2 separate regions of the Homo sapiens genome follow, and region 2 is linked to region 1. Evidence: chromatin loops called from intact Hi-C (ENCODE). Cell type or tissue: thyroid gland. All regions are shown on one strand. Links, peaks and the distances in the headings refer to the core of each region. The heading gives the core; the rest is flanking DNA.

Evidence for each region. Peaks named below come from ENCODE experiments on the same cell type or tissue, not always from the same donor. Only the 100,000 strongest peaks of a DNase experiment are listed, where the experiment ranks them.
Region 2: it touches region 1 in a loop (2.7-fold over the local background); 76 of 110 quality-filtered maps call a loop at or near these places.

Annotation. Positions count from the first base shown.
Region 1 is chr1:223,748,229-223,751,037 of GRCh38, reverse strand. CAPN2 (calpain 2) reads right to left here. Exons shown (of 21, transcript NM_001748.5): 6 at 1,916-1,999; 7 at 63-148. Among named protein-coding and RNA genes, the nearest start is that of CAPN2, 37 kb to the right of the region's middle. RefSeq lists a silencer at 2,637-2,809. In thyroid gland, for the core only: a CTCF peak has its summit at 1,710 (motif pointing right); a DNase peak (open chromatin) is centred at 1,827; H3K4me3 peaks cover 520 bases; H3K27ac peaks cover 970 bases.
Region 2 is chr1:223,695,115-223,697,923 of GRCh38, reverse strand. The region is part of intron 1 of LOC105373281 (a long non-coding RNA gene); the gene reads left to right. Among named protein-coding and RNA genes, the nearest start is that of CAPN2, 16 kb to the left of the region's middle. In thyroid gland, for the core only: a CTCF peak has its summit at 1,321 (motif pointing right); no DNase peak of the experiment used is centred there.

The sequences.
Region 1 (2,809 bases), core at 195-2,694:
TCCCAGAGCCTCCCAGCACAATGCACCCCCGCCTGGGGCCCCGAGGCCTGCGCCCTCCTCACTTGTCATTCCACCGCCCTGTCCACTCCACTTCTCCCCAGGGATTTCGGATGCGGATCAGTTTCTGTAGGCTTCCGTTACTTTCAACCTGCAGGATTAGATAAAAGGGAGGAGTAAGAGGTTGAGTTCAAGTCAGGGCTATGAAGGCTTGGGCCTCCAACCCCCTTCCGCATGAGCCAGGAGGTATGGGGCTGAGGACGGTGGGGAGGATTTGGGGGTTGAGTCCATGTATGAGGGAGGATCACAAGAGCTAGAGGGGGCTTGGCACCCAGACCTCTCACTGCTGCCTAGCTTTGGAAAATGAGATTTAAAGCTCCCAGGATCCGGCTCTCGAGGATGGGGCTGTTGGTGCTTCATCTCTGAACTTCAGCTTAACTGACAGGATGCGCTTTTGGTAAAGGAGCTCAGAGAAGCTTTACCATTTGTTGAAAGATCACTGGTGATAACAGGCACATGCAGTGAGTGAATCTGGATTGAGTCCTGGATGGGGTTGGGGTGGGTCGCCAGAAAGGACATTTTGGGCAACTGGGAAAATGTTAGTATAGACTTTATAATAGATGACACTACTGAATTAATGTTATTTTCTTAGGTGTGGCAACAGTAGAGGAATTATGTAACAGAATGTCCTTATTCATAGGGAATAAATGCTGAAGTATTGAGGAGGGAAGTGTCATAACGTCTGCAACTTACTTTCATATGGCTCAAAAAAAGTGCACACATAGATAAAGCAGACATGGCAAATGTTAGCAATCGGTGAATCTAGGGGAGTGGCAATTGGATAGTTATTATGTTAGTCTTTCAACTTTTCTGTATACGTGAAAATTTTCAAATAAAAAGACGTGTGTGTGTGAGGGGGTAGTTAAAAAAATCAAGGTTAAAAAAAGAACACTGGACATGCAGAAGATCTGCGGTCTAGACTGGGTTCTGTAATTAACAGTGAACTTGAGTTGCTTGATAATTTTTTTTTTGAGACATGGTCTTACTTTGTCGCTGAGGCTGGGGTGCAATGGCATGATCATGGCTCACTACAGCCTCGACCTCCTGGGCTCAAGTGATCCTCCCACCTCAGCCTCCCGAGTAGCTGGGACGACAGTGGCATGCCACCATGCCCAGCTAACTTTTTTTTGTAGAGACAGGTTCTTGCTACGTTGCCCAGGCTGGTCTTGAACTCCTAGGCTCGAGTGATCCTCCCACCTCGGTCTCCCAAAGTGTTGGGATTTCAGGTGTGAGCCACCATGTCAGCCCATAATATTTTCAATAACAACAGTGATCACAACAGCAAGGACAGCTACCTCCTTATATATGATGTGTGAGTCACCTCTGAGCACTTTACATATATTAACTTGATTGAATCGCCACGACCTTCCAATGGATATTATCATTATTTCCATTTTTTAAATGAGGAAACTAAGGGACAGAGAGTTCCAGTAATTGGCCCAGGCCACACAGCTGGTAAGAGGCAGTCAGATTTGAACATGGGCACGAATACTTTTACGAGATCAAAAGAGAAAGCACCTTATAGAGTATAAAACACTATGAAGATGCATTGTTTTATTATTTTTAGCTTATCAAAATAGTAAGGTTGTAACTGTAAAACAGGGTAACATCTAAAACAAGTAAAACCAGGGCCCCTGGCGCCGGCCACTGCGGCCACCAGGTGGCAGCGCGGCGCACCCGGCGCCCGAGCTGCGAAAGGGACGCCCTTCTCCTCCCGCGCGGAACTTCAGGAGTGCGGGGCCCGAGTGTAAACTGGACCACCGTGGGGCCGCGCGGGCCCCTGGGCATCACCACAAACTGTGCCTGTGGCCATCGTGTCAGGACAGCAGGACCCCTGCACATCCGCGCCGGCCGTTACCTCCTCGGCTCCGGTGACCGAGTACGCGTGCCCCTTCACCAGCTTCTGAAACGTGATGGCCTCCGAGTCCGCGGCGCTGGTGATCTGCAAACACAGCAACCGTCAGACTGGCCGCACCCGCTCTCCCTTCCTCCCGGACTCCCTCGCTCCCTCTGTCCTACTGCCGGGCGGGACCGCCGGACGCACTAGCGCAGCGGCCGAGGCCTGGGGTGGGAGGCTCAGGGCTGCGCTTTCTTGCACTTGGAGAACCTTTCCTACCCCGTTCAAATGCTTGAACGCCGAGAATACCAGAGAAAAGGCGGAATGCAACCCTCTCGCGGAACGAGCACAGGCATTCCCGTGTGAATAGCGCATCCACGGATTTCTGCAGGCTGGGAAGGGCGGGAAAGGGCGCACGGCCGAGAGAGGGCTGGAGGGGGTCCTCGATGGCGCAGGGAAAGGGCGCACGGCCGAGAGAGGGCCGGAGGGGGTCCTCGATGGCGCAGGGCTGATACCCAGACAGCCTTGAGTGGCCCAGGGACACTGAGCACACCCTCGCCCCACCACCAGCCCATGCTCCGTGGTCTGGCCCAGCCCAGCTGTAGGGTTTATACTAGGACGGTTGTTTATTCCGGTCTGAGTCAGAATTTGCTTCTGTTTTAAGAACGCCTCACAGCCTCTCCTTTCCCCTATCTATTCTGATGAAGGTTGAGCCTGGGAAGAAGGGCTGGAGCAGAAAGGGTCTTCTGCCTCAACGTGTTCTGCTGATAAACTTTGAGAATTCCTGCCTAGGGAGTCTGACCTAGATTTTGGCTCCAAAAGCCAGGGCTTCTTATCTCTGTCCCCCGCAGAGACCAGAACCTGGATGGGACAGGGCTCAGAGGTTGGGCACAGCCTTTGCTCCAAGGCTCCTGG
Region 2 (2,809 bases), core at 23-2,522, 53 kb after region 1:
TAATATCCTCAAGTTTCATCCATGTTGTGGCACGTGACAGGATTTCCTTTCTTCCTTCCTTCCTTTTTTTTTTTTTTTTGAGATGGAGTTTTGCTCTTGTTGCCCAGGCTGGAGTGCAAAGGTGCAATCTGGGCTCACCGCCACCTCCGCCTCCTGGTTTCAAGCAATTCTCCTGCCTCAGCCTCCTGAGTAGTTGGGATTACAGGCATGCACCACCACGCCTGGCTAATTTTGTATGTTTAGTAGAGATGGGGTTTCTCCATGTTGGTCAGGCTGGCCTTGAACTCCCAACCTCACGTGATCCACGTGCCTCGGCCTCCCAAGGTGCTGGGATTACAGGTGTGAGGCACTGTGCCCAACTGATTTCCTTCTTTTTAAGGTGGAATGATATTCTATTGTCTTGGATATACCACATACACTGAGAAAGTCTTTTTACATTTAATTTTTTTTTTTTATTTTTGAGATGGAGTCTCACTCTGTCACTCAGGCTGGAGTGCAGTGGCGCAATCTTGGCTCACTGCAACCTCTGCTTCTTAGGTTCAAGTGATTCTCCTGCCTCAGCCTCCTGCGTAGCTGGGATTACAGGTGCGTGCAAACACGGACGACTCTTCTTTTTTTTTTTTTTGTATTTTTAGTCGAGATGGGGTTTCACCATGTTGGCCAGGGTGGTCTCAAACTCCTGACCTCAAGTGATCCACCTGCCTCGGCCTCCCAAAGTGTTGGGATTACAGGCACAAGCCACCACGCATGGCCAGGAAGTCTTTTTTTTGAGACAGGGTCACTCTCTGTTACCCAAGCTGGAGTGCAGTGGTGTGATCATGGCTTACTGTGGCCTTGACCTCCTGGGCTCAAGTGATCCTCCCACCTCAGCCTCCTGAGTAGCTGGGACTACAGGTGTGCACCACCACATCTGGCTACTTTGTGTATTTTTCATAGAAACGGGGTTTCACCATGTTGCCCAGGCTGGTCTTGAACTCTTGAGCTTAAGTGATCCACCTGCCTTGGCCTCCCAAAGTGCTGGGATTACAGGTGTAAGCCACCGTGCCTGGCCCTAAGGGAGGAAGTCATCAACTGGGGCCTGAGAGCTGAGTTCAATTAGTGTAAGGGTGGATGGATAGACGGAGAGAGGATAGGAAGGGGAGAGGGCTCCAAAATGACTGAGTAATTGGCTGGGAACTGAGAGAAGTTTCGGTGGCTGTAGTGTGGACTGTCAGATGAGGATGGTGATGGGAGATGGGGCCAGAGAAGAGAGCAGGTGCCGGGACACACAGGGCTTGTGAGTTCCGCGAAGGAGTTTGCCCAGTGTCCAGCAGGGGGCAGTAGTGGTGGTCTCCCCACCTTGTTCCTATGGGCTGATTTGGGCTGTGGTTCTGGCTGCGTGGCCTCTGTGTGTCTGTTTCCTCAGCCAGATCTTCTCTGAGTGGACAGCACTTCGAGAAGACCTACGTGGGATGGTTGGATCCTGGAGAGGCCTACAAGTAGCCATCGATTCAGTCCAGACACTATTTGCTCTGGAATGTGCGGGACTGGCTCACATTGGCTCCTGAGAGGAGGGAGAAAATGTGCGCAGGGCAAGTTGGAGACGTTATTTCTCAGTTTGCAGTTGGTTGGATCATGTCAGCCCATCAGGATATTTTAGCCAGGATGGAAACGAGCCTTCTAGAGCATTTAGGATGGGGATTGCCACTTGGGGAATTAAAGGCAATAATGACAAAATGAGCTTATCAGAGGACCTAGTAGGATTCTCATTCCTGTGGCTGGGTACTGTTGACAGGAGGGCAGCTTCCTGGGCACTCGAAGGCAGGAGGAACTTGACTCTGAACACGGCTAACGTCCTGTATTGTACAGCTGTGGTCATGCTGTGAAATTCTTGTGTCTTCTAGTTATATTTAGAGGAATTATATCTTTTTACTGTGTCTGTTGGTATTTTTACATCAATCACAGTCCATCTTGTAACAATAAAATAATCTTTCAAAAATGTTTTCTGTTTAAATTAGCCTAAAACTCTCCCTTTCTCTCTCTTTCTCTTTTTGAGACACGGTCTCACTCTGTTACCCAGGCTGGAGTGCAGTGGCACGATCATAGCTTGATTATATCTCACTGCAGCCTTGACCTCCTAGGCTCAATGATCCTTCCACCTCAGACTCCTGAGGAGCTGGGACTACAAGCACACACCACCATGTCCAGCTAATTTTTTTTTGTAATTTTTTGTAGAGGCCAGGTTTTGCTATGTTGCCCAGACTGATGCTGAACCCCTGAGCTCAAGCAATCCACCTGCCTTGGCTTCCCAAAGTGCTGGAATTACATGTGTGAGCCACTGGGCCCGCCCCCTAAAACTATCTCTCATTTTTCAGCAAAAAATCTGATGAGTACTAATTCCCTTTTCTCCCAACTTCGTGTCTAAGATTTTGAACGTTGGGTGTTTAATGTCTAACGGTATTTTCCTTCATGAAAACATGCAGGAGAGGGAGCTGCAGCTGCAAACTAATGTTCTGAGGCCTCTTCTCCCTGTTCTCCTGCAAGAAGTCCGAGGTTCATAGCACTGTGACTAAGAACACATCTTAGATAGCAGGGCCTCCGGATAGAGAGTGCCAGGGGCCAGAGGAGACCAGGCTTCCCCTCCACAGGTATTAGTGTGTATGTGGGGGTGAGTCTGTTGTGGCTTGGGGCTGTCCCTGGCCATTCCACTGAGAAATGAGCCTCATGTGCTGGAGGGCCGCCTGCCACTCTGGTCCTTTCTGCCTATGATCCAAAGGGGAGGATGGTGCCTCGTTAGCCTCATCTCACTTGTTCCCTGTTAGTTGATCGG